Linked DNA regions of Homo sapiens: region 1 is linked to region 2. Evidence: chromatin contacts called from ENCODE Hi-C or POLR2A ChIA-PET data. All regions are on one chromosome and are shown on one strand. The core of a region is the stretch at or near the end of the contact, and the rest is flanking DNA. Distances in the headings are between cores, read along the strand shown. Region 1 overlaps EPHB2 (EPH receptor B2). Region 2 overlaps EPHB2 (EPH receptor B2).

Evidence for each region. A loop is a pair of places that touch in the nucleus more often than their neighbours do. ChIA-PET counts read pairs that join two places held with the same protein, here RNA polymerase II (POLR2A). Pooled maps may share reads with other maps.
Region 1: a loop to region 2 is called in a pooled map, with 2.4 times the contacts of the local background. The contact joins two enhancer-like sites. A Hi-C loop is called at or near these places in 5 of 168 maps with a recorded cell type or tissue (astrocyte of the cerebellum, dorsolateral prefrontal cortex, endothelial cell of hepatic sinusoid and 2 more) and 3 of 50 pooled maps. POLR2A ChIA-PET finds 5 or more read pairs at or near these places in 4 of 52 experiments (H1, K562 and WTC11).

The regions. Positions count from the first base shown.
Region 1 is chr1:22,812,974-22,816,287 of GRCh38, reverse strand. All of the region lies in intron 3 of EPHB2 (EPH receptor B2), which reads right to left. Among named protein-coding and RNA genes, the nearest start is that of MIR4253, 49 kb to the left of the region's middle. Within about 2 kb of position 1,432, at least 7 of the 41 ENCODE cell types and tissues checked have a DNase peak (open chromatin) inside an H3K27ac peak, as active enhancers do; they include dorsolateral prefrontal cortex, where a contact is called at or near this core.
Region 2 is chr1:22,778,036-22,781,546 of GRCh38, reverse strand. EPHB2 (EPH receptor B2) reads right to left here. Exons shown (of 16, transcript NM_017449.5): 2 at 62-126. Among named protein-coding and RNA genes, the nearest start is that of MIR4684, 60 kb to the right of the region's middle. Within about 2 kb of position 2,231, at least 4 of the 41 ENCODE cell types and tissues checked have a DNase peak (open chromatin) inside an H3K27ac peak, as active enhancers do; they include dorsolateral prefrontal cortex, where a contact is called at or near this core.

The DNA.
Region 1 (3,314 bases), core at 183-2,682, 36 kb before region 2:
GACACAGCAGGGCTGGGGCTCAGAGAGGTCTGGTTTTAGGAGGGCCGGCAGGGCTATTACAGAAGGCCAGGCTTCCACCCTGGATAGAGACACCAAGTCCACACCCAGGAACAGTGTTAACTAGTTCTGGATGGGGATGTTCTCTGACTAATCCGACAGATGCCTGAGATGAGATGGGTGGTGGACAGTTAGGCTTGCAGCACAGGTGGTCTAAGTCCCATTGTATAGATGGGGGAAAAGAAGGCCCAGAGAGGTTAAGTAATTGGCTCCAGGTGACACAGCACGTGAATGGTAAAGTTGGATTTTAAATCCTCTCCTGCTGCTGCCAACACCCACACACCTTCTGCCTCTCAGAACAGCAGATGCCCGATGGACATGGTGGCTTCATAGACTGAGCCCTTGGAGAGAAAACTGGGAGCTTAGACAGCCGTCAGTTCCACTTCCAGCACCGCCCCGGGCTCCCAGCCATGCTTCCAGCCCCAGACCCCCACACTGCCTCCGGACCTTCGCCCAGGGCCTGCAAACCACTCTGGAAACTATGAACAACAGCCCTTGCAAATATAACAGATTCTGGAATCTTTAAACAGTCTTTGGAGCCTCCAAGCAGCTTCCAGGACTGACAAATTGCTTCCAAAATGTTCACATGCCTTCGGAATCTTTGAACGGCCCCTGAGACTTGGACCAAAATTGAGAGCCAAGAAGGGCCTGGGGCCAATGCAGGGCTCAGGCCAGCCTCCAGCGTGGGCTGGCTGCACCCAACACGGCCTGATCCTGGGCCCAGCCCCACCTCAGGTTTCACTGAGAAGCTTCATGGTGGCCTGGAGGGAGCACTGAACTCGGAGCCAGGGTCCAGCCAGGCTTCCTCTGGCCTCTACCTTGATGGGTGGCCTTGGGCAACTCATTTCTTTTCTATGGGCCTTGGTTTCCCTATTTGGAAAATGGGATTTCGGTGTGAGGGTCTTAGGCTGTGTGGGGCTGCACTTTGGGACTCAAACCCAGCCTCCTGTACCCCCCACAACCACCCCCCACCTTCCATCTCTAGCCTGTCCTGATTCCAAGGGCGGCGGGCTAAGGGAAGGCTCACATTTACCCAGGAAGAGCAGGCACGTGGTGGGCCAGAGAGGTGGTCTTGGCCCACATGGCTCTGCCGTCAATGAAGCAGACTTGACCTTTTCACTTTTCCTGGGAACTGGATTTAAACCCTCACCCCTTGGCATCCACAAGCACCTCTCAGGAAAGGCCTCTATGGGTGCCCTGCCCAGCGTGGTGACGGCCCCAGCACCTGGCAGCCTTCACGCGTGGCCATAGAGGGCGACTGGTTCCAGCCACCCAGAGCTGTCTCCATGGTTACAGGCACAGAGCCGAGCTGGGCTTTTGAAGAACACTCATAAAGGCGCAAATGTACCCCAGATGAGCCGGCGTGCATTTGTGAAGCAAAGCAGTCAGGCCAGCCCCATGCCTTGTAAACCACGGCTGCCAGTGGCCTCGGCTGGCCTGGTGAGAACATAGCTCCTGGGCCACTGGGCTCGGAGCCCATGCTTCTTCCCCGCCTCCCTGGGCCCTACCTCAGGCCCACTCAACCAACCTCAGTGGCTTTGAGGGTAGATACACCTCAGCTGCGGTTGGCTTTGTGGCTGTGTGACCTTAAGCAGTGCATTCACCTTTCTGAGCCTCAGTGGCCTCATCTGTAAAGTGGGCATGAGGAGACTACCATGATGCAGTGCAAGGAGGCTTGACAGGGAAATGGATGGAAAGGGCAGAGCGTGGTACAGAGTAGGTGCTTAGTGGGTGTCTGTTTCCCTCCATTTGCACCCCCCCACTTTCCAGCATCACCCTGCATAGGTATATAAGCCCACCTCCTCCAGGCAGTGTTGGGGACACCGCCTCCTGCTCCCACTGCACCCTGAATGTCGACTTGCATTAGGGCAGTCATCACCCTGAGCTGCAATGGCCTCTTCGTTGTTTCTCAGATAAGCTTGAGCACCTGGACCCAGTGCCCTACTAGCCTCACTGAGCAATGTTCAAGTTCGGCACTCAATGGGTCCTCAGTAAATACATAAAGATAAGCCAACAAATCCATGTGGTGAGTATCATTTCTTTTTCCTTTATTTTTTTTTGAGATGGAGTTTCGCTCTCGTTGCCCAGGCTGGAGTGCAATGGCGCGATCTCGGCTCACTGCAACCTCTGCCTCCCAGGTTCAAGAGTCTCCTGCCTCAGCCTCCTGAGTAGCTGGGATTACAGGTGCCCGCCACCCTGTCCTACTAATTTTTGTATTTTCAGTAGAGAGGGTTTCACCATGTTGGCCGGCTGGTCTTGAACCCCTGACCTCAAGTGATCTGCTCACCTCAGCCTCCCAAAGCGATGGGATTACAGGCGTGAGTCACTGTGCCCAGCCATGTGACTATCATTTCTGAGCCTCAGATACAGGGGTGTGGTCTTTGGAGGGCCAGAGGGCATATTTCAGGGGGGATGAATAGAATACTGGCCAGCCAGGGTGCCCAGTGCTCTGGGCAAAGGGCTGTGAAGGCTCCCTAACTTCTCTCATTGTAGCCCCCATTTTGCAGAGGAAGAAACCAGCGTTCAGAGAGTGAAGTCACTTGCTGTGGTCACATGGCTGGTGGACAGTGATGCTTCATCTGGGACACTTCATTCAGGAAAATCCGGGCATGCCCACCCATCTCCCAATGCCTCGTGGTGCCTACTGCTGACCCTACCTCCCAGATGGCCCCTCCACAGCCTCTGCCAGCACCCACCTCAGCTGCTCATCTCGAGGTCAACCTCCTGTGGCACAGGCCCTTTGTGCTCCCACAAGGAGCCGGACTGCACCACAGATAAGGCCTTGAGCTTTTTTCCCCACCCTCAGCCTCTGATCTCAGATGCCCAACTTCACCCCATTCTTCTTGATCCCATGCCTAGTGGACCCCTCACCCTACTCTACACCTTCAAGTCAGGCTCCAGATCACCAGAAATATCCTAGCCCTGCCGGCAGTGCCCCAGGAAGACAAAATACCCAGAGTGTGAATTCTGGTCCTGCCACTCAGGAGCTGTGTGACCTGTGACAAGTTACTGAACCTCTCTGAGCTTGGGTTTCCTCACCTCAAAACAAGAGAACCTGCCTGACTGGCAAGTTGAAGGGTCTAGATATGCTTTGTAAACAGAAAAGTACTAGGTAGGTGCTAGACTTTATAGAATTATAACAGAGTATGATACTGAAGTATAACGCAAGTATATAATATGCCAAATTATAATAAATTACAAATCATCAATTAAAAGGGTACTAGATGTCAGCAGCCAGCTGGGGGCTTGTGGGTGAC
Region 2 (3,511 bases), core at 982-3,481:
CCTGCAGCAGGGCTTGAGGGATCCTGGGGACCAATGCAAGGTTTGGGGACCACTGACTCACCCCTGATGGAGGATGCACCATCCAGCCCAGCTCAGCAGTCGCTGTAGTGGAGTCCATTAGCGTTTCTGTGGGGAGAGCAAAGAGTCACCACCCCGCCCCACCTACCAGGCGCTGTCAATCTTTCTGTTGGGCCCTCATCCTTCTTCTTCTTTTTTTTTTTTTTTTTTAGACGGAGTCTGGCTCTGTCGCCCAGGCTGGAGTGCAGTGGTGTGATCTCGGCTCACTGCAAGCTCCGCCTCCCACGTTCAGGCCATTCTCCTGCCTCAGCCTCCCGAGTAGCTGGGACTACAGGCGCCTCCAACCACGCCCGGCTAATTTTTTGTATTTTTAGTAGAGACAGGGTTTCACCGTGTTAGCCAGGACGGTCTCGATCTCCTGACCTCGTGATCCGCCCGCCTCGCCCTCCCAAAGTGCTGGGAGTACAGGCGTGAGCCACCGTGCCCGGCCAGACCCTCACGGCCGGGCCCTCATCCTTCTTTACTGAGAGCCCCGCCTACTTCCATTGCCCCAGTCATCTGACTCTAACTCTCCAGACTGCCCTCGGTTTAGACTCCGCCTCTCTACTCCATTATCCCGCCTACCCCCACAGCCTAGCCAATCATCTGATGCCACTCCTCTAGGCCCCGCCCCTCCAGGCCAAGTCCACCCTTACATCATGGTCAGGCTCTACCTCTAGGCCAGTCTAGTCTCACTAACCTAGGTACTGTCCTTCCCTTCCTTTTCTGGACGAGGAGGGTCTTACATCCACTAAACCTGGAGTCTACTGGATGGGTTTCCGAGGCTCTGCCACTAAACCCTTGATATTTTACATCAAACTCTGGGATCTGTTTGCTTTTCAGCTTGCATCAAACTCTCAAAAACGAACTTGGGCCTTAGAGGGGCTGTGCTTGTGTCCCAGCTGAGACCCCTCAGTTTCCCCTCGTTGCTCCTCTGGCGCACACATCTTGTCAGGACACTCTCCCTTTCTCTAGAAACCTGGAGCCTTCCATCATGTTCCTATCACTGGGGCCCCTCCCCCAGGGCTCAGGCAACTCTGCCCCCAGGACAGGGTCCCAGGAGTGGAGAAGTGTTGAGAGCAAGCACTGCACCCAGTAGGGGCCAACTGTCACATGGCCTGTGGGGGTTCAGGAGACATGTCAGCACCTGGACCATCCTGGGCCCCACTTGCCTCCCCCGATTCCAGCAGCTGCAGGGAGCCATGTGGCCTAGGGGGAAGAAGAGCCACATGGCCCTAGAGACCCCCATTCTCCCCAGGTCAGGTTCAGGACCCCTGTCCTCTACCCTTTCCTTGCCTCTCTGGCTTCCAAACACTTTCTGAATGGAATTGCAATACACCGAATGAATTTAAATGGACCCCTTTCAAGCGTTCATTCAACAAAATATCCTGATGCCCATTATGTACCAGGCGCTGCACTGGGTGCCCTGAGAGAGAAAACCGTGGCTAGCAAGACCCTACCATGGAGCAGTTCCTGGTCTGGTAGTGGAGATGAGGTGTGAATATAAATAGCTATGAGAGAGTAGGGGGAGAGACCTAGAAGGTCACAGTGACACCACCTTGCTCAGTGAGAGTGGGTGAGAGGTATGCTTGTTGCCATGCTCCAATTCTGTGCCCAGGGCAGGCATCACTCATCAGTCCCCATACTGTGGCCACATGATGCTTCTTGCCACAGTGTTCCAGGAAACAAATACGAACCATTTGAGATGCTATCCCTGGTCCAGCCCAACCGCCTCCTTTTGGAGACAGGGCAACTGAAGCACAGGGATGGGAAGGGGCTTCCAAAGATTGCATAGGAGTTGGTGACACAGTGGGAAGTGCAGGTGTCTTGCCTCCTAGCCTATAAACTTTCAGTCACTTGAAACAATTAGTTTGATGGTCTGGGCTAAATGACAAGGACCAGGAGACTGGGGCTGTGTGCCCAGTGTCTAGGCAGCTGAGAAGGTCCAAATGGCAGATAATTAGGGTTTGAACTATGGCAGGGGTGGAGGGGATAAAGGGTGGGGACAGGAGGAAGCATTTGGTCAGAGGTGACCCCAGTCAGACCCATGAGCTGACAAGAGAGGATGCAGAAGTGTCCCCACAACTGCCTGTGGCTTGTGTCCCTGTGCACTGGCATCCCCATGACTGCCTGTGGTCACTGTGTCCCTTTGCACTGGGGGCTGGCACAGGGAGGGGGTGTGGGGTAAGGGTGCCAGGGATGGTAGAGCCAGTGCCAAGGGCATCTTTTTGATGGCAAATTGGAGGGAAGTTCTATTATGCAGCTTTGGAGCTGAAAAAAGGGTTCCTTTTCACACTCCGAATGCTACAGATTTTTCTTCCTGGAGAGAACAAGGGCTGAACTTTTAACCTGTTTTCTCTCATCGGCCTCAGCCAGAGACGCGCCAAGCCGGGCTCTCTGCCTGGGCCCAGGGAACAGCTGCTGGGAGCTGTGTCGAACAAGGCAGAGGAGAGACTGTGCTTGGGACAAGAAGAGGGTCGGGCAGGGGAGGCAAGGCTGCCAAGCAGGTGGCCCCATCCCTTGGCTAGATTCCTGGGCTGACCCAGAGGCCAAACACTAGAGGATTCCATGGCCCAGAGAAGGAGGGGCCAGGAACTGACATCCTCATCGTACGGGTGGAAACTTGGGCTCAAGGAGGGCAAATGGCTTGCCAAAGTCACACACTAAAAGTTGGTGCTCATACTCTGGGCTCCCAAGAAGCTTAGGGTGGGGGGCCCCACTGTCCCCCTGTGTCTTCTACCTCTCCTGGCCCAAAGCAGTGGCCCAAAGCAGTGGGAGGATCTCAGAAGGACTGGAAGTAAATGGGCTGGCTGGTTTGCAGACACAAAGGGAACGCAAAGGACATGAAGTTTGCAGATCCCCTTGGGAGGAGGTAGAGGGCCGGCATCTCCTCTGCTCCCTTCTCCTGTGCCACTCCTGGCTTTGCCTGGAGGCCTGGCTCTGGGAAACCTGTCACCCCTCTGGGTTGTGGCAGGAGGCAGCACAAGCATGCTCTCTCCCCAACCTGGTCTTTTGCTTTTCAATTTTAACCCCTCCCTCTACCTCTGCACAAAAGGCAAATGAGCAGATGAGCAGAGCAGACAGACCTGGGCTCTGGAGGTAACAGAGATCTGGATTCTAACACCAGTTCTGTCCCTTCCTTGCTTGGTAACCAATATCACTTGCCATAAAAGGAAGGAAAATAAACACAGACTATTACAAATGGACCTTTTGAGGGGGGGAGATCACTTGAGGTCAGGAGTTCGAGACAAGCCTGGCCAACATGGTCAAACCCCGTCTCTACTAAAAATACAAAAATTAGTCAGGCATGGTGATGCACACCTGTAATCCCAGCTACCCTGGAGGCTGAGGCATGAAAATTGCTTGAACCCAGGAGGCAGAGGTTGCAGTGAGCTGAGATTGCACCATTGCACGCCAGCCTGGGCGACAGAGCAAGACTATGTCTAAGAAGACA